Linked DNA regions of Homo sapiens: region 1 is linked to region 2. The links are chromatin loops, found by intact Hi-C in ENCODE. Cell type or tissue: mucosa of descending colon. All regions are shown on one strand. Links, peaks and the distances in the headings refer to the core of each region. The heading gives the core; the rest is flanking DNA.

Region 1 (10,940 bases), core at 1,852-9,851, 110 kb after region 2:
AGAGTTTCTGAGTGTTGGCACTACTGAAATTCTAGGCCAGCTAAGTCTTTGTTGTAGAGGGCTGTCCTGTACATGCAGATGTTCAGCAGCATCCCAGACTCTACCCACTACATGCCAGTAGCAACTCCAAGTTGTGACAACCCCAAATATCATCACATTGCCAGACATCCTCTGAGGAAAGGAACTGCTCCAGTTTGCAACCACTGCTCTAGCACAGTACCTCCCTAATTCTTTTGTTTGGGTTCCAGTTTCCTCATTGAACCAGTAAGGGCTATGGATTCTGCCCCCACAAAAAAGGTACACAATTATGCATATAAATTCCAGAACTATATAGAACCTTTCAAACCCAGCCAAGAACCTCCATCTCTCCTCCACCCCAGGCAGGCACTCAAAAGTTTACAGTTCCCTGAACATTCCCATGTGACACGTGGTTATAAAAGAAGGTGCCATGCCTGTTTTAGAAATCTCACAGTCAGAGGTACAAAAATATCTAGAGGCCTGTGGTTATCCAGCCACGGACAAACAGTAGAATCTGTGATAAAAGATGAACCAATGAATGAGTCCACTAATCTAGTGTGTTAATTTGCAAAACAAAATACCCAAATGATACCAGCTATTATTTTTAACATTTAAGCTCACTGTGTACAGAACACAGAAGCAGACGATTTGTTTTTTCATTTAGAAAACAAGGATAGGCCGGGCGCGGTGGCTCACACCTGTAATCCCAGCATTTTGGGAGGCCGAGGTGGGTGGGATCACGAGGCCAAGAGATCAAGCCCATCCTGGCCAACATGGTGAAACCCCGTCTCTACTAAAAATACAAAAAAGTTAGCTGCGAGTGGTGGTGTGGGCCTGTAATCCCAGCTACTCAGGAGGCTCAGGCAGGAGAATCACTTGAACCCAGGAGGCGGAGATCACAATGAGCCGAGATCACGCCACCGCACTCCAGCCTGGCAACAGGGCGAGACTCTATCTCAAAACACACACACACACACACACACACACACGCAAGGATAAACAAAGAAGTTTACCATAGTCACTTATGAGACATTTATTGCCAGTGGTTCAAAACCAGAATGTAGGTTCTCAAGCCAGAATGCCTGGCCTTGACACCCCTACTCTGTAACCTACCAGCTATATATAACCCTGGGCAAATTTCTCAGCTTCTCTTTACCTTAGTTTCCTCATACACAATAAGGATAATCAGATCCCTTCCTCAAAAGATTACAAATTAAACAAATTAATACATCTGAAGCATTTAGTGCTTTACCTGGTATCCAGTGGGCACTCGATAAATTTTAACTGCTCTTATTATCACTAACACTTGCCCAAGATATACATATGAAAAATCTGTTAACTATATGTACTTACTGATGTGCTCTTAGCCTATAGAAGGACCAGGAAGATGCAGCTACAACTGCAAAAAAAGCAACACAGCAGATGGTTCTAGGTTGTGAAACACTGGCAATATTAGGATTGTTTTAGCTGTCCACACAATAGCCTAACATTGCTCAAAGTGAGATTCTACAAAAATACAAACACAAAAACAAAAAAAAACCTGGCTGTATTTCCTCTTATAAAAATTATCTTAAAACTTAACTTACTAAAATGGCATGCCTATAGTACCGAGCAATGGAAGTAGGGATGAATTTTATTTTTAAGCTGGTCATTTAAACATCATATGATGTTAAGAGTTGAAAGATATCTTAGAAATAAATCATCTGGCAAAGTATGAATCCAATTCTAAATTTTAAAAATGCCAATCAGCAGCTCAAGGACCTGTAGCAGACTGAGATAAGAACTCCCACTCTCTGATTGCCTATCTAGGCCTTTTTTGCTCAGCATAAAGCCAGGCCCTCCCTAAGCACTCAGAAACGAAGACAGCTTATATAAAGGTGGCTGATACTCAGAATATGTGATGCTACATGAAATGCAATAAAATGAAAAAATTAAACCACTCCTTTAGCTGTTCCATCATTCATTCATTCATTTCTTCTACTATATTCCAGGCATTGTTTTAGGTGCTAGTGGTACCAGCAGTGAACAAAACATATTCTTCTGTAAACAAAAATATAGTCAGAATGAATAAGGTATAGTGTTTGATAGCATAACAGAGTGACTACAGTCAACAATAATTTATTGTACATTTAAAAGTAACTAAAAGAGTATAACTAGAAAGTTTCTAACCCACACAAAAAAAGGGAAATGCTTGAGTTGATGGGTAGTCCATTTACCCGAATGTGATTATTATATGCTATATGCCGGTATCAAAATAGTTCATTTACCCCATAAATACATACACCTACTATGTACTCTTAAAAATTAAAAATAAAAAAATTTTTTAAAACCAAAACCACATTCTTCCTTTTTGGAACTACACTTTAATGAAGGAACTTGATCTCTACTGTGTCTTTGATTTATAAACTCCAAAAGGCCAAGATTAAACATTTCTCCCTTCTTCTACTTATGATTAAGTCATTTATTTACAATGAATTTATCTTCCCTAAGGAAAGGGTCCTTGATGGGACAAAGCAAGAAAGTCCTGAGGACTTGAGATGTCAAGCTCACTGTAAGCCACAGTTTACAGACACGCTTTACCTCAAGCTAGAGAAACTGACACCTACCTTAGATTCTAGAAGAGTAACCCCCGGAGCTAATTACACAACAGGTAATAAACTGCTACATAGTCCCTTTGCACATCTTTGGAAGAAAATTATTGGATCACTTTATAATTCATACAATTTCAGAAGTCACACAATTTTCTTTTCTTTTTTTTTTTTTGTGACAGAGTCTTGCTCTGACGTCAGGCTGGAGTGCAGTGGCGCGATCTTGGCTCACCGCAACTTCTGACTCCCTGGTTCAAGTGATTCTCCTGCCTCAGCCCCCCGAGTAGCTGGGATTACAGTCATGCGCCACCACGCCCAGTTAATTTTTAGTAGAGACAGCGTTTCACCACATTGGCCAGGACAGTCTCGATCTCCTGACCTCATGATCCACCCACCTCAGCCTCCCAAAGTGCTGGGATTACAGGCGTAAGCCACGTGCCCAGCCTAAGTTTTCTAATATATGCCAAAGGAAAAGTACAAAAACTAATCACTTTAAAGACATACTGATATATTTTATGTTATATATACTTTTATATTACATGTTTTATGAAAATTGCTCTACTTCTGTGTCAACATTACTTTAGCCTGAACGCTGGCCATAAGAGAATCAGTGAATTGTAAACCACCTACTAATTAAGTGAAGAACTTTGTCATCTAACATCTGCGTCTCACTGTGTTCATCCACAGGACGGGGGGAATGCTTTATTATTGGGGTTTACATGAAAAAAAAGGATGAGAAAGTACCTTATAAAAAATAAAGTATTAATAGTATATAAATATACATTTCTACTCCTAGGCACATTGGGTAACTTTGGATTTTAAAAATTCTGAAAATAAGTGCTAAAAGAGACTTTCTAAGACTGAAAAAAAAAAATTCAATTTCTGTTCACTGGATCACAGCAACAAACCAAACTGAAATGGTCATTTTAACCAAAAGAGCTAAAAGAGATCTGGGCGTTCACTTACGCCCTAAGTTAAAGATGAGAAAAGCATGGCCCTTAAAGGTACGGTACTCAGCAATATCACAAAGCTGGTGACTAGCAAGGCCAGAACTAGAATCTGAGGCTCCGGAATCAGTCAAGCATTTGGGGGAAGGTAGTAAGTATGCTGATGGTGGAGTATTCCAAACATATCAACTGGAATAAGGCAGAAATATCTGTCATACCAGCGTTCTGACCTTGAGTCAAACCCAAGATCTATTTTACCGGCTAGCTGATTTCAAGCAAGCTATTTAAGCTCTCTGTGTCTCAGCCCCAACATACGTAAAATGGAAATAATACTACTACTATAATCTCATAAGATTGTTGTAAGAATAAGTGAAATATTATCGACACTATAAGCAATCTAAAATTGCTTACTGTTATGATTACTATTCTTTCAACAACGTTATACTATCTCTACTAATAAAAAAAATTAAGACATTTTCAAAATTCCTTGTCCCTTGAAAAGAACTAAAACCTTGCATTTTTTACTGATTTGCAGGGAAGTTAGCTAAACACACAATATAGTCAAGATCGATATTGCTCCACATTCATTCAAACCACAGGTACACAGACCTATTAATAGTAAAAGAATTATTCAGATAAACACTGACTAGTGATACAGTGACGTTCAAACTGAATTTTAAATTCTGTTTGGAATGATTCATGTTTTCATCTTTAAAAAGGCAGACTCAACATACTAAAATACATACATTCTACTTTAGCTATACTAACTTGTTCCTCAAAGGCACAGCAAGTTCGGTTGCTTTTGCTTCCTCTTTCCAAGTGTCACTTTTCCACAAACTAGTAGACAACACAGACCTAAGTATGCCTGAGATTCAGTATTTGTTATCTATCTTGCAACCTAATATACCCTTAAAAATATTAAATCACACATATTCTTGGCTAGCTCTAACTGCTATTCTCTCATTCACCAAATATTTTATTGCGCACCAGCATCTACTATGCGATAGGCACAGGGCTCAACACCGGGTACACAGCAGTAAACAATAAAAGCTCCTGTTTTCATGGAGCTTACAATCTAGCACGAGAGAGAGACAGGAAATAAACAGGTAAGTATCTAACACAGTGTGTTTGCATGGTACAGTTCAGGAATGCCAGATAGCCAGTTTTATCAAGCACTTTTCTAAAAGTGGACCTTGGCTTTATATTTCAATATTGCTGATCCTAGACTCCCTTTGGGCAGGGCAGAGGCAATGAGAGGGTAGAAGGGAGGGGAGGGAGGAGCTGTCCTCAAACACAAACACAGATCAGATCTCTCACTAGAGATGACGGTGTAACACTCTTGGACTGCCAGTAGCATCACCATGCTCCTCATGTTGCAGAAAGCCAAACACATCATAGAAACAAGCATGTTATTTGCTGTTTGGAAACAGCATGGTCAGCGAAGGGAGCCCTGGAAGGGAAGTCAAGAAACCTACTATTTCCTCTTCTGCCAGTGACTCTCACTATGCAACCTCAGGCGCATTCGCTGACCTGCGTGAACTCTGGTATCTCCACCCCCGTGCTGATCCTCCCTGACTGTGACACTGGGCTAGTCTCTTAAGCCCTTAAGCCTCAGTGTTATCTATTAAAGGAGGCCAGTAGAATGACACTGCTTGGCAAACTGTTGGGTACTCCACTGACAGAAGCTATTTAAATAAATACATGGATCCAAGCTTGCTACCTGCTTCACAGAACATAAGGAACATTAAAGAGAACATATAAAATGCCTTAAGCTCTCTGTAAAGAAAGGGTGTTACAGAGTACTAGTGCTTATAATTTCTACTATGACTATTCTTTCCAGTTATATTTTCTTGCAGTTTCAAATTCAATAACCAAAATCATCCACAGACCTTCAGAAACAGAATACATAGTTCGAAAATAAGGACAGAACCCAAATTACAATAATAATAATAATAATAATGAGTTAAATAAGCCTGCTAAGAAATGAAAAAGCCAATATCCCCCCTCCTCCTTCCCCAACCTCTCACTTTGCCTAGGTTGCTGCAAGCAACAGGGCCCTGCAGAGGTCCCAAGCACACCACAGCCAGCCCAGGTTGGGGATAGAGTATTGTCTCGCACCGGGAGAGAAGTTATCCTTTCATTCCGTGAAACGCAGAAGCTGCCTCCACCATACAATTCTTGAAATGTGTGTGGGCAAATCCTCAAAAGAGATGACAGTGCGATCCACTCACCAGAGGACAGAGTACCTAAGGGGTATCCCAGAGTACTTCTCTTCTGCTTATTTGATGAACCAGCTAAGAAAATCCACACCCTGCCCATGTGTCACCCCTGGATGGAATAAGGGTTACACGTGCAGCTCTCCAGGGATAAGTTTTGGGTCAATGATATAGAAATAGCAACAGCCTGGCATAAATGCTGGGTAAGTTCCAATGAAAAGAGAGAGGGTATATAGATTTGTGGTGATGAATGCCAGCTAAATCCCTCTCCATAGATAGAAAACAACTACCACTGAGAGCTATTACTAAGGCAAAGACAAAACAGCTCTAACTCTTGCTTCTGACTAAAACTTCTGAGGCCCTTCCTCTTTAGAGTAATAATTTCATAAACTGTTCGCAGTATACTTACTTTGAACAAGTCCTAAGCCTTGCAAACTGTCATTATCAGTGTAAATACTCCATTGCCCATGCGTAAATGTGCTGCCCCCCTGCTTCTCTCCAACAGCCCAGCTTACAAAACTGGTAATAACTTAGCTAGTATAGGACCACTGAACCTACCACCATTGCTGGAACGCTGGAGTCATTTTAAGAGGGTGTGTAGAGGGATCAAGAAAGTGCCTTCTAGAACTCACATCCCTGTCCCTCTTTTCTCTAGCCACCAAATACATTATTGCTGTCCAGAAGTGGTAAACCAAACCATCGAATCACATCAAAGGCAAAAAAAAAAAAAAAAAGCCACATTAAAAACAAACACAAATAACTTATAAATGCATTTTTTAAACATTTAATTCCCAACTGGTTTCCTCTACCTATCTTATAACACAAGAAAAAAAAGAAGAAATAAAAAAGATGTATTCTAGGAAAGCAAAGATTAAATGAAGAATGTGAAGAACAATGGGCTGGTGCTTGTATTGTCTCCTTCACCAGTGCTGCAACAGCACCTAGAGATGTAGCTCATTAGTCCGGTCCATCATTCCTACACAGATCAAAGTGATATATACCTAGATACAAAGAACTTTGCCCATCAAAATAATAAATACAAATAAATAATATCCAGCAGGGATTAAGGGGCAGTGAAAAGGAACTATCCTTTTGTTTGAATGCTGCAAAGAAATTCTTTTAACAGTAAAAGCAAAACATCTGCCTTCATTTAAAACTGAGTTGTGTGATTTCCTGCATCGACGAACCTCTTTCTAAACTACAAAGAGGCTACAAAACATCACATTTTCCCCTCCCAGCTTCCCCCTTCAAAAGCCCACAAGATGGTGATTAACAAACAGCCCCTTGTCTGTAGGCACTCTCATAAGCCACAGGAAAAGATAAAAGTTAAAGAGAAGAACAAGTTTGTAAACAAATGAGAAATAGGTTGCCTAGGGAGGAAGCAAATTCCATCTTGATAAGCAAGCAGCTTCCCTAGCCCACATGTGGGAGATTCCGAGTGAAAGCAACCTCACCCTCTCACCCACTGAAAGCAGTCTGCAAGCAGAGGGCAGGCTGAGCCATCCATGGACTCTAGGCAGTTGCAGAGAATCCCCCAACTCAAGAGGTTCTGCGTATGAGCCTAAAGTTCAGGGACTCTCTATTTCAGGAATGAACTGGGGCCTGAATCTCTAACCCATAGCAAACCCATCTCCCAGGAGATATCCTCCCACATAAATTTATTTGAAGTCCTGAATCCACCAACTATTAGCTGTATCACCTTGTGCAGAGCTGACCCTGTTTAATCAACTTTTGATTGGATATAATCCCTGTCTTAGGATCATTATGAGAACTAACGATAAGAATTTTGGCAGTGTGCCCAGACCAGTGGTAAGCGCAAGCCAGATATATAATAAATGTTTACTTCTATTGAAAGGAAATTCCAATTTCACTCAAGAATCACTGCCTTAGGTGAAAAATCCAGATATCCTCCTATGGTATCTCTAGAAAGACAAAAGAATCCATCATGGGAGAAGGAAAAAGGGAACTCCCCACAGTATTCGGAAAACACACACCCTAAAACATACACACACTGTAACAGGTTAAATTTCATCCTCCAGATCTGCTTCCCGTGCAGGTGCTGTAATAAGTAAAAGGACAGGTCACTGGGTCCTGCCCAAGGTGCTTCCACTTACTTATCAACTGCCCTAATACTAGACCTTCTGAAGGGTTTTGGGAAAAAATCTAATTTAAAACCTACACTCATTTAGATTTACTAAACAGGAGTAAATGAAGTTGGCCTCCTATTTTAAAATGCCCAAATGAGAGGTAAAGGGGAAAAAACACCACCAATACCCTTCACTCCGTTAACATTAATTGTGGAATATTATCAGCGTGTAAATAATCTTAAATTAGAAAAGGTGGCTTTAAACCTTAATGAAAACCAAAAACACAAGAACCCTTCCCACCCCCACACACATAGTCTTATAATTGTATCTGAAGTTTATGCAGACATCAAAATTTCACTTGTCATCTTTAAGATTTTATAATCTAGTAGTATCTACCCACTATTCAGGCCCTCTAGATTGTTATTTCCTAATATTTCTGAAGCAAGATAAAGTTCTGTCAGCAAAATCTTCATTTATTAGTTACTTTCAGCTAGAACACCCCATCTTCCATGATAGTTCACTCTCATTATTATACAAGAGTTCAATTATACCTATCTCTGAAAAAAAAAAAGGCACTGGGTAAGAATATAACAGACACATTTGTGCCTCCATACTAAAACACCTACTCCTCCATCTACTCTTCTAAATCTAAGAGTACACAATAAGACAGAAGATGTGCAAAAAACTGGCAAGGTTGAAAAAAAAAGTTATCATAAGGGAAATGTGGTCTAAAATGAACTTTCAACAAACTTCATAGCAAGCAGTGTCCCCAAATAAATTTACTGCACCCTAGATTCAAGTACACTCAAGGCTAGAATGTCATGCCAGTCATGTATTACTTCAATCTCAATAAATCTCTTCTTACTCTCCAAATCCTAGCTGCTTTCTAAAATAGTTCACTAAAAAACACCAACCTAATTAACAACAGCTTCCTCTGCAACAGTGGCCTTGATTTCACTTATTTACACATTAACTGCAGCCTGCTTTTGGCCAATCCAGTCTATTCTCTGTACCATGCCGAGCCTTTTATCTGCCCTGGACAGCATTTTCTCCAGCAGATGAAGTAGATGCCGATTGATTTGCTGTCGAGCATGGTAAATTAATAGCAACAAATTGCTGAGGGCCCGTCTCGCTGCTCCACCATGCTTCGGCAGTTTTGCTTTATTTGCTCCATGATGGGCAGCAGTCGGCCTCTTCAAGTCAATTTCTTCTTAACAACCTGCAATACTTTTCAATGGTGAAAATAGAGCTGTTCCTTGTAAGTCAGAAATCAATATCTTATTGCCCTTAGAAAATGCTAAACAAGCAGTATTGGCAATCCACTTGGTACTAGAGGGTATCAGATACAATGCAAATCCATACTGCTTCCCTCCTTGTAGTTATTACAGTTTGCTAAAAGGTTCCTAATGTCATTTATCATCATTTACCATCGACCAAAGAGGCTATGATTATGATATCCTATCAGTTGGCAAGGCCCTTTCATTTCTATTCAATTAATATTTTAGCAGCACTCAAATGGTTGTGGCCCAAGTCTCGTAATAAAATTTACATGGCTTTAAGTGAAACAGGAGTTTTCTTGCTTTGATTAAATATACATATATATATACACACACACACACACAAATACACACACATATAAAAATACACACATAAAACATACATAAATGTGCAGTACTTACTTTCAGATTCTATGCGTTTTAGATTTCTAAAATTTCCTGATGATTACTAAAATTCAAATGAAGAAGCTTTCACATTGTAGAATACTAACTATAAGGAAGTCATAGATGTTCTCATGCTCCCCTTTTCAAAAGATGGTATGTTCATCTCCATATAGTTCCTATAGGTTGAATTCACATACCTACTGTTCCTAATCTATATCCAATACTCACTTTTTAGAATGGTAACCACTGCTGTCAGAGTCCATCAGTGAGGACTTCTTTAATGACAGCATTACAGGTGAAAGATGGGAAGAAGCAGCATTTAGTAATGCTATCAACTCCATGCATCACCCCACTGTGCCATTTAGAAGCCACCAACCCATTTAGAAGCCACACTGTATTTACAAAGAAGAACAATCAGCAAAAAAACTTAACAACTAAACCCTGGGTCAGCTGTCTCATACAAAACAAAAAACAAAAACCATACACTTAGGGAAATCCTTAGGGAATAAGGGCCTATGTTCTTTCATTTTTAAAAATTCCATTTTGAAGACGTCACACTAAAACATGTGCCATTTCTAACCATGTCCTATTTGTCATCTTCACTTTTATGCTAGAACTTGAGACAATGGCACAGCATTAATTCCCATTATAGCCTAGAATACTTCATCCTTTTTTTTTTTTTTGCTTCATCTGCTTAGCTCTATCAATCCTAAAGATTACCAGAAATTTAGATTCATATTTTATGTTCCAATTCCACGTCATATCACCAAGTTCCCCTTTAAAAAAAAAAAAAATCCACTAATTCTACCAGACTAATGCTATTTACTCAGTTACCAAAATTTAAATTAATTATGTTCTCAAACATAATTGTTAAAAATTGGCAACATTATGCAGGCTTAATTAAGATTAAATCCAATTTACTAAATGTACTTTAATTGGTACTAATTACATTAGCTTTCATTTCAGAATGACAAATTCCCCATAGGTTTCATTTTATAGTTCTCTATCAGAATCAACACAGGGGGACTGATGATGAGCACCACATAGAAAGGGTAGGAGGGAGAACACCGACCTCCACCCTGTTTGTCTTTGCTTCATACTTTTATCTTTTTATCAGTTTGCTAAGTCACAGAGCCATGACTGCATCACAACCACCATTTTCTGTTCCAATGAAAAATTTCTCTAAAAATAAATATTCTGTGGCTAGCAGCAGCCAAGAAGAACAGGAACGTTAACCAAAAAATACACAAAGGTTTCAAATATCAGGGCCACCAATTACTAGGGTACTTCCAAGGGCTCCCGGGACTCCTACTGTTGAACCCTTCGAGACACAAATCTAATAAGTGAATAAACCTAACCCGATCTTGAGAACTAGGCCCAATTATGCCGCAGGGCAACTTCCCTGCATTATTGCTGCTTTCCA
Region 2 (10,940 bases), core at 1,137-9,136:
ACAGATAAATGGGATAATGAGGAGTCAGAAGGTACCACTAAAATATGTCAAGGGTAATTGCAAGTCCTGGTTTGCCCTTTCTACACCTGTTGTCCAGACTTCCCTTCACTCTCAAAAATGGCCAAGTTTAGACGATAAATTATAGTTACTCTTAACTATAGTTCAGTCACTATAGGAATTCTCAAACATTAATCAGAGTCAGGGACGATTCAAGTTGAGTTTGTTTTTGGTGATGGGGACAGGGGTGGAGGCACAGAAGACAGAAAGCTGAAGAAGGCCCCTGTAGATCCTTTACTGATGCCATAACCAAAGTCCTCAATCATATTTTCCTCTGCAACCCCTTAGAAAAGCAAAAGACCCATGTCAAAAATAAAAATGAACACTGGTGACTCTATAGTCATGAATCATCCAAAGAGTTGATCATGTTCACCAGACCACAAAGCACTGTATTTCTGTTTTTTTGGAACTACTTTGAGTAAGTTTGGAAAGTAATATCCTGAATAAACCTACGTACATCAAACTACTGTTGTACCATAACCCAGCTAGTTCTGCTTGGATTTTATTGTACAGAATTACACAAAATGTTTATTTTCCCATTCATTGAGCTCTTTATAACTGATAAAACATTTTAACATATTATTATCTCATTTACAGGGAAACCACCAGGATATACATATATATATATATATGTATATATATATAAGAAATAATCCTCAATTGGAAAAAAGTAAATATAAAACCTTTAAAATGAAAATTACTTGGTCAAAATGCACAAGTCTCACATACTAACACATAACACATGTAAATTTATGTAAATGAACTTAAAATTTATAGCATGCTGGTGGTAAAAAACTTGAATATAGTAGAGCTCTGACTGAGCCAGTCACTGGTGTCAGTTTACTGCTCATCACAGTAAGAGGTTTTTCTTTTTTATAACCTGCTTGATTAAGGAAGTCATTAAAAGCACAATCTGTATAAAACTCTCACAGAACTTGCTTTTTTCAAATTAACATAAATCAAAACTCACCTTCAAAAATGACTGGGACTTTCTAAAGCCCTGCCCTTGTTAAAAGAAGATTTAATATAATCTCCATATAAAGTAATGAATCTATTCTTAACAAATGTTTCACCTTCTGTAACATTTCATGAACAATATATTCTTTAAAATGTTCTATTGTTTTTGTCTCTGCTTCTCTACTGGTAAGAGAAACCTGGATCAAGGTAAATTTCTTTTGCAGGTAATCAAAATATTATCAAACCAGAGGAACCAACAGTCAGAAGAATAACAGAAGAGAGGCAGTGTCTACAATGGTTATGCTACAGGTATAAAAGTCAGACAGCCTTGGGTTCAAGACCAGGCTGTAACACTTGCTATGTGACCTTGGGAAAATTCATGAACCTCTTTAAGCTTCCATTTCTCCAGTAGGTAAGACGAGGGTGTTAGCAGCACTTCCTTGTAAGTTGCCATAAGGATAAAGAAGAATTCAACCTAGCATCTAGTACTAGTAAGCCCCCATAGACAGCTATTCCCTTTTGGCAAATGTGGAAACAACCGCATATTTTTTGTCTGCTTATGGACTCATTCAACAAGTATTTAACCCACTAAGTACAGAAACACATGAAATGTCTTGAATAAAATATTAATACACACCTTGAAGAATGAAATATACACCTTGTTTTTCAGTAGGGCTCCTTGAGTCAAAATACTTAGGATACAAAAGTATTACATATTTTTTTCTTCATGTGTAGTAGAAAATACAGCACTTCAATATTAATTCATTCATGTTCTGTTTTCATGGCCTCAGCATTATGTATTGCTTGGTCAGTATAAAACGCTCTAATAATTTATAAGATATCAATAAAATTGATTTTAAATTAGAACATTATCTTAATGTCCTCTCGGGGGTTTCTTCACTGTTGCTTCCTCTTCCTGGAATAAAGCTATTGGCTCCACCCCAGAAATTTCATTGAACACAGTTACTTTAGCTGACAAACTGAGCTGCTGGGACATGATGCTTTGATGCCAAAGACACAGGGTTGATTCTTATGTAGGGAGCTTAGTTGCCCTCTCTTGAAAGCTAGTCTGCATGTGGTGCAAGTGTTGGGCCACACAAGGAAGAAAGTAGATGAATGAGTTGGAACAAGTACAACCCCTCACCACTGATGGAGAGAAGAATCCAAAGTACAAGCTGAATTAATCAAGTAATCCCTCTCCTGATCATTAGAGATGGCATGGTATTAACAGTCTAACAGAAATTGTAATAAAAATTGCCAACTGCATACAACTTTGTATTGTGTTCATCGTTTAAACTACCTATCACCCCAAAGTCATTTCGCACTTTTCAATCCAATGGACCTCCTCAAAGTTTGCAAAGTCTAACATTTCTGTGTCCATTTGTTCTCCAGCAAGAATTCTCGCTCTCCTTAATACAAATTCTATAAATCTTGTATGCTAACTCTGTAAATTACAGTTACATGCACTGGCCACTTTCTTCTGGAATTATTTTTTTCAGTATATGACCTGTAAAACATATCATAAACCACTCATTCACCTACTGCTTTATAACCAATGTTACTAAGTCTCACTGGCAAATCTCATGTGGTACATGAGTTTGACTGCCCTAAAAACAAAAGTGGAGAGGGTTGGCAAAAATCTCTTTCCTGGATGTTCACGGAAGGTGCACTGGCTTTATACCTATCCCTGCACTGTGCTCTGTTTTTGAATGAAAATATCAACACAAGCATAACAGCTGCTTTGACAAAGCTGAAGTAGGGTAACAGCTCAGAGAAATAAGTTACTAAGCTTTAGGACTTGGCAAGCTGTATCTTAATGGACCAGAATCTTCATTTTAGTAACTATTAACATTTATTAGAAAAGAAAGTCTTTTCATGTTGCTATTTTTTTTTTCCAGTAAACTGCTTTAATCTATTTGAAAGGCTAAACTTTTTTTTCCAAAGAGTGTTAACTCCACAGATTCTCATATATATTCTTATGTATTCTGTATGCAAATATACTCTATACAATGTCTGAGGGTAATACAACAGGAACAAAGAAAGAAATGACAATATATCAATTTAAAGGAAGGCTGCCTAATAAGTTTTAAGGTCGCTAATCAGGAACTCTGGTCTTCTTCATATCACCACAAAAGGGCTAAACAGTTTTCAATTATCGCTTAACTGATTGGTCTTAAGGGCCTTCATTAAAATATTAAAGTTATTCTTTAGAATGGCGCTGACAGACAGAAATATAATGTGAACCACCTATGTATTTTACACTTTTCGGATAGTCAGATTTTTTTAAATGTATAACAGTAAAATTAACTGTGGTCATCTATTTAATCCAATACTTCAAAAAATACCATGTCAATACACATATTAATATGAAAATTATGTGACATTTTACATTTTTTTTAGTACTAACTGTTCAAAATCTGATGTGCATTTTATACTGACAACAGTACACCTCAATTTGGACTGGCCACATTGCTGCTGCTGAAAAGCCACATGTGGCTTGTGGTTACCATGTCAGACAACACAGGTCTAAAAGTTCTCAGAGTCACAACAGAAATCAACACCCAATAAGACAAACATCTCACACTTGATATAAGTAGCAGGTGTCATCTAGCTCCTGCCCACCTTCTCCAATCTGATCTGAAAATTTCCTTCTCAGAGCATCAGACAACCCAAACGTTTTCATCCTTCAGAGCCTCTGTGCAGACTTCTGCCAAGAACTCTCTTTCCCAGCCTGAGTGGCTAGCATCTTTTCATCTTTTATGTTTCAGCTTAAATGTCACATCTTCAGAAAGGTCTTATCTGTAATGCTATCCAAGGAGCTCCCTCCAGCCGATCTCTAACACACTCCCTTGTGTGCTTCCTTCCCAGCACTGTGGCTGTGGCTACTCTTTTGATTATTTATCTCATCTACTTGACTAGAAGCTCCATGAAGGCAAGGACCACGCCCGTTTGGATCACCACGAAAATCCAGTACTTCGGTGTTTTAATTGACAGCTGCTGAACAAATGAATGGGCACAAAACTTGGTTCTGCTCATGTATGCTTCATGTTACCATATTATGTTCATTATATTAAGATAGGAGATTATGCATTCCTAAAGGTCATGCACTATTGTGTCTTATTTCTTTGCATCCTCAGTGCTTAATATAATGCCTGTAATACAAGAACAGTGGTGTGTGTGTGTGTGTGTGTGTGTGAGATATGCATTTGTAGGCACACCAAAGGAGGGAGGCAGCCTTCAAAAATAGTAATTTTGAAAGTAATAGGGTGACAAGATAATTTTCAGAACTATGTTGAAAAGACAGTTAAAGCTGGTGCCTTTTCACTGCTGCTCTCCTCACCAATCAAGGATGCAGGCCCCTCCCCCAAGGTCAGTGCCCAGTCCTGGCCACTGGGTGGGCATGCAATGAATATTCATTGTTGGATAAATGTATGAAGGCCACCTTTTTAAAAATTGTAATAGAAATTAATCTTTCCTATAAGAGGGAAAGTTTTCAACAGGTTATCCCTTTCCTTGTCTCTCATCACACACTCCTCAGCTGTCTGTGACCACAGGGAAACAAATCTTACTTAAGTCTGACCACTGAAAAGACAGGATTTAAAGGAATCCTGCCTGACAGACCCAGGGAAGAATGCACGCATCAGCAGTTTTTCTGTGCTGCTCATTTAGAGAATAGTGACCCTGGGGAGCTCCTTGAAATGTTTATCCCCCAAGGAGGTATGTGGTAAAAGGAAAAACATCCTTAGTCCTCCCCCCTGCTTTTTTTTTTTTCTGGTTAGTAAGTCACCACACACAGATGATGAAAGAAAAAGCCAAATATAAGGCAGACAGATATAATACTTGTTTTTTAAGGAAGATGTTTACATTGGTTGATATTTAAGTCATAGATGACTACCTGGTGCTTTACGTAAATTTTTATTATGTAAAGCAACATAAAGCATTATTAGTATCAGTTGTGACTGATAGTAACTTCAGTATGCTGAGGAATGAAAATAAATGAGACATAGATACTTAAGAGATACAATTTCAGTTCATTCTACAGAAACGATTTCGAGCTTTCACATGACAACAAGATCTAAGATGCAGGAGACTTTGAGGAAACAAAAAACACTGGAAGAACAGGTTGATTCACCAAGCATGTGCCAAAATTACTCTGGTCTAACCAGACAAGAGCACTCCACTAACCAGTGCTAAAATGTTGAAAGGTAAGTCCAGTTATGATCTAATCTCTCACCCTCCCCCAGCAAAAGATCACAGGTCAGAGAACTAAATTATAAAGGACTGATGAAAAATATCTTAGCTCCATTCTACTTGCCATTTCAGACAATTGTGAGTCCTGGTCTATCGCTCCTGTTTCTCTGACCTTTCCCTCTCCCTCTTTCTCCTTCCATTCGCTTCTCTCTTTTCCGTTCTCCACACTCCCCCCTCCGCCCTTGCCCTGCCAGCAATACCTCTGTCAATACTCTGTCTTGCTGGTGGCACTGTGGGCTAAAGAGGTTGTTGACCCTTATTCTAACATGTCCTTTTAGGTTAATTACTTTTGTATACTTGGTGTACCCAGTGACATTTAATCACTACAGCGCTACTCAGTAAACAGAAATGAATGGAGCCAACTGCAATTTGGCATCAAGCTAAGTGGTGCAGTAATAGCAGCATGCTGAAAATGGACTGCAAGAAAATACTCTCACTCACCACACAGAGAAATGAGGTGAATGCCATTTGATCAATCACTATTTTATTAAAAAGAATGCTAGCTCAGTGATGCGCTTTTGCTATTTAATACTAAATATGGTTCGAAGGACATGATGCACTTTTTAATGCAAGGACAATTCATAAGTGTTTGCTGAACAAATGAAGGAAGATTAAAATAACTCAAAGCAGAGGTACAACTTTTGTGGTTGAGTTTGTCTCTCTCTTTCCATGCATGCACACGTGTGGCATGTGTGCATGCATGTCCCACCGCAGGACAGCTCTCTGCTAACACAGCCAACAGTCTGCTATCTGGTAAGTCTTATGGTTTATAAACTTCCAGGGTATAGTAATTGAAACGCAGAAGATCCCACAACCTAATGCGTACAAGCAAGTATCCAGGAGCATGGGATTAAACAAATGGCATGTCACAGACATTTGAGCCACTGACAACATTTCTAAAACAGATACCCACTGACCTTCCTCCACTGAGAATAGAGAGTAGACTGGAGAGGTTATTAGCAGGCTTGACAGGGCCAGCTAGACCACAGAGGTTGGGTGGGGGAGATTCTGCCTAAGGGTTTTCAATGCTAGCAGGCAGATGGAAAAATGAGTCTTTATTCCTCTATCTGAAGAATAACAACGACTTCACAAGCAGAGATTCACGTTGTAATACCAGAAGAATCCCGTGACATAAGTTGAATAGCTATTCTGTGTTGGTAATGTTTTAGACACTGGAAACACAACAGTGAAAAAGGCACCAGCTTTATAGCCAGCACTGAGATTAGAGAGTAGAGTCTAAAGGGAAGGGAAGGGAATACACATGCACTCATGAGGTTTCAATCCTCAGCTCCAACATTTATCAACTGTGTGACTCCTAGCAAGTTAACCCCTTGGGGCTTTGTCATACCTATAAAACGGAGATAAGGATATTTCGCCTACAGGATTGTCACTGCTATAGTCTGAATGTCTGTGTCCCATCAAAAGTCATATGGTGAAACCTAACCCCTGAGGTGATGGTATTTGGAGGCTGTGCCTTTAAGAAGTGATTGGGTCAGGAGGGTAGAGCCTCAGAAATAAGATTAGCACCCTTATAAAATAGGCCTAGAGAAGCTCCTCTGCCCCTTTCACCATGTAAGGACAGCAAGAAGGCATCATCTATGAATCAGGCACTCATCAAGCATCTAATAGAGGCACCTTGTTTTTAGACTTCCCAGCCCCCAGAACTGTGAGAAATAAATTTCTACTTAAGCTACCCAGTTTATGGTAGTTTATCATAGCACCCCGAACAAACTAAGATAGTCATGACAATTAAACGAGATAACTACATGAAGTGGAGGCATACCGCCCTTCCTTTCATGATTGTTTCTGGGATCTGTCCTAAAAGGCAATGGCCAAGTCTCTGCCAGCAAACCAATCTGGGTAGCAGGAGGCCTGGAGAGCTGCTGTGAATGTCTCCTCTAAGCCTTTGAAAGAGGGTAATGGACACTTTTTCAAGCCTCAGGACCCTGGGGAAAAGCCACTCCACTTCTCCACAGTCAAAATTTCAGACAGCACATTCCAAAGTCTGGGTATCTTCCTGCCCTCCTGGATTGGTGTTCTCTTCAGAAGTCGCGCTCTTCCTCCAACTTGCAGAATTCATGTCAAATGTGCCTTCTAGGGCAACCTTGAGTTACAATGCTAAGTGAAGACTAGGTTTGCATCCTCAACTTCACTGGAATTTGACAAATAATTCTAAAGTGCTCTAAAGTGAGTGGGGCCTCAAAACTAACATGGGGGAGGGGGGCATGCAGACACATAATCCCTTATCAATAACAAAGCAGGAGGGTTATTATATTGAGTCCCCACTATTTGCCAGGCATTCTGCTGGGCCCTAAGGCACTAGAAATACAATTAAGAGGGCGAATGGGGACCTTGTTCTCACAGAGCACTGGTTCTAGTTAAGGGACATTAAAAATCAAGTAAAACAAGCTGCTAATAACATTAATAAAAAATAAAATAAATGCGAATGGCAATGTGTTACAAAGAACATAAGATGCTGAGACTGAGAATAACTAGCAGCCAGGTGGTCAGGAAACGCTTCTGCAAAAAGATGACATTCTGGCTGACACCTGAAGCAAAAGCTGGAGCCAAACCTCCTGACAGCCAGAAGACTGTTCTAGAAAGAGGGAATAACACATGCATAGCTCTGAAGAAGCGGAAAGCTGGCAATGGCACTGGAGCACACAGGAGGACTGGGTGCTGACGTGGAGGGAGCAGGTGGGAGAGCACAGAGGGGTGATGCTGGGAGAAAGGGGGTCCACAGTGTGCAGGCCCAGCACACGGTGAGGTGTGTGTTTTATTCTAAGGGCCACTGAAGGGGACTGTTGAGATGACACACATATCCTAAAAATCATTCAGAGAGGAGGCTCGAATCACAGTAAGAATTTTTAAAGCCCATAAGAACAGAAAAGATTACACTGCCTACCTCCATCCTTTGCAATTAAAAACAACACTAAGTGTACAATATAAACCTTCTGTGTATGCTAACATTAAATAGTAGAATTCTGGTTTCAAAATTCTGAATCAGATCATCAAAGCTGAGTTTTTACCACTTTTGGTGCCCCTACTTTACTCATGCTGTTGGTGTGGGCTAAAGTGGATCTGGCAGGTAACAGAGCCTTGGAGGAGAAATGGGGGGCCAGTAAGGAGCTGTTGCTGTGGTCCAGAGGGAAATGCTGGTGGTTTAGACTGGAGGGCTACTGGGGAAGGGGGAAGAGGATGAATCTGAGACATTAGGATATAAATGAGTGACTCACTTCACACAAATGTGTGTTCCTATGTGAATACAAAATTAGAATGGAATCAAGTTTGTCAATATAATGATGCCATCTTCATGCATTTGCAATAAGATACAGGTTCTTAGTGTAAAAATGGCAGGAATCACCAGGCATGGTGGCTCATGCCTGTAATCTCATTGCTTCGGGAGGCTGAGGCAGGCAGACTGCTTGAGTCCAAGAGTTCGAGACCAGACTGGGCAGCATGGCGAAACCCTGTCTCTACAGAAAATACAAAAAAAAAAAAAAAAAAAAAAAAAAAAGCCAGGAGTGGTGGCACATTCCTATAGTCCCAACTACCTTGTGGGAAGGTTAAAGTGGGAAGATCTCGAGCCTGGGAGGCTGCAGTGAGCAGAGATGGTGCCACTGCACTCCAGCCTGAGTGAGAGTGAGATCCCGTCTAAAAATTTGAAAAAAGAAAAAAAAAAAGAAGCAGGAGTCTTAGGTAACCTAAAAGAATATTCCTATCCTTAGGGAATCAAGGGACTGCAAGATGCGTGTGAACAGTATCCTCCAGGTTTATCAAAGAAGGTGAGAAACAACTAGGAACTTCATAACTACTGATCTAATCAACCAGAATTAAATTTCCACAAAGTGGTACCCAGTACTTAAGACAGATGTTAAAGAATAAATTCTGATCCTTACTCAAAAAACTTAGATAAAGGTTAAGCCATATTTATGTGACCAAGAGAAAACTGAATTGTAAGAGCATAATGAGGCATTAGTAAGAAATGACACTTCACGTTTATGAAGAGGTGAAATTTACCCACTGACACTTCCTATGGGAGGGGTAGACCTGGAACTGCTTGGGAAGAATTAGCATTACTAGGACCCAAATCTGCACTGAGGCTATTTCAAGCATGTGCATGTGAGGTGGCTAGGCTTAGGCTAAGTCTGGAAAGAAAGAGAGGAAGAGTAAGGTATAGAGCAACAAGGACCCCCAAAAGGAGTCTTAAAATCTGGGATGGGGTCATGGTTGGAATGAGACAAATCAGCAAGGAGTAAATAATTCAAAGGACCGGGCAGTGGTTCTAAGGTCTGTCAGGGGATAAGAATCACCTGTGGAGCTTTCAAAAAGCCCCATCTGGAACCCACCCCAGAACAATTAAATCAGACGCTGTCCAGAGAGGGTAGGCTTAAGTAAGTGGCCTGGATACAGGCAATCTTAAAAGCTCCCAGGTGATTCTAAAGTTGACAACCTCTGACCTAAGGCATATTCAGATAATCAACAAGCCACTGTGATTGCTATCAATTACCACTCCTAATCAACTAGACCTGCTTACCTATCAGCACAAGTCACCTTCATCCTTTCTGAGAGCACAATTAGCTCAGCAACAAATCCCAGACTTTCTCTCCCTATAAGCCAGTCACGTCAGGATGAACTACATTTCAAAACCACAGTTGGGAGAGAGAAAAAACGCAATCATAACCATGTCATAAGATGAGGCAAGATGCTCTTTACGCACTTCTGAATACTGAATGCAGTGCTTCCATGCTTGACTCTACAATGCTGACAAAGTGATGTATTTTGAGTGCCATAATTAAAACAATAATCTCAATAAAGTGGGCATTATGAGATAATTGCCCATCCTCAGGTATTAAGCAAACTGTGGTAAAAGCCAAGGATACTCATCGCCAAGGTCAATTACAATAATTGCTTATTTGAATTACATTATTGCTATTGTAAACCCTGCCTGATTAAGAAAAAAAAAAAACAACAATAAAAATTGATGTAACACACACCACAGGGAAATTGACCTGAGAAGGAGTTCTTGTTCTACTACTGGTCATTTAAGAATTCTTATCAACTTTGCAAAGCCTCCACTTACATACGCCCTATGCCTTTAAACATACCCACACACACACATACACATTTCCTTGGTTTTGCAGTCTGAATTCATCAAGGAAATATGCCTATCAGAAATTAGAGAAGTGGCTTATAAGAGCAACATATGGAAACATATAGGAAAATGGAGTAGTGGGTCAAGCTAATAATAAAATTAGAGGGTAGAGAAATGCATTACTCTGTGAGTTCATTCATTTTTCATCAACACATTACAGAAGAGGTCATCACTGCCTTTTGCAGAAACTGAGTCTCTCAGTTATGCTGGCTTATAGCTTGGGGGAAGATATGTTGTCCTCCACATGCCACTGTCAGCTTGTCTAGATTAACACTCAGGCAGCTCAAGTAACCAATGGTCAACCAGAAAAGCTCTGAAGATGAGATGGAAGAAAACAGAATTTTTGACCTTCCTTCAGCTAATTGGAATGTATTTGGCAATTGAAGAGTATAAAACTTCTTTTTAAGTTGTGATTAAACATCGAGGCTTTGATGTTTTATACGGCATTCTTCCCCACAATTAACTTCATTAGTGCAGTTAATTAGTGGGGAAGAATATCGTATAAACATCAAAGCCTCAG

The links. A loop is a pair of places that touch in the nucleus more often than their neighbours do. Peaks named below come from ENCODE experiments on the same cell type or tissue, not always from the same donor. Only the 100,000 strongest peaks of a DNase experiment are listed, where the experiment ranks them.
Region 1: a loop joins it to region 2, with 2.4 times the contacts of the local background. A loop is called at or near these places in 25 of 110 quality-filtered maps.

What each region holds. Positions count from the first base shown.
Region 1 is chr9:79,578,203-79,589,142 of GRCh38, reverse strand. All of the region lies in intron 4 of TLE4 (TLE family member 4, transcriptional corepressor), which reads right to left. Among named protein-coding and RNA genes, the nearest start is that of TLE4, 12 kb to the right of the region's middle. RefSeq lists a silencer at 5,073-5,172. In mucosa of descending colon, for the core only: no CTCF peak of the experiment used is centred there; a DNase peak (open chromatin) is centred at 5,082.
Region 2 is chr9:79,688,622-79,699,561 of GRCh38, reverse strand. All of the region lies in intron 8 of TLE4 (TLE family member 4, transcriptional corepressor), which reads right to left. Among named protein-coding and RNA genes, the nearest start is that of TLE4, 120 kb to the right of the region's middle. In mucosa of descending colon, for the core only: no CTCF peak of the experiment used is centred there; no DNase peak of the experiment used is centred there.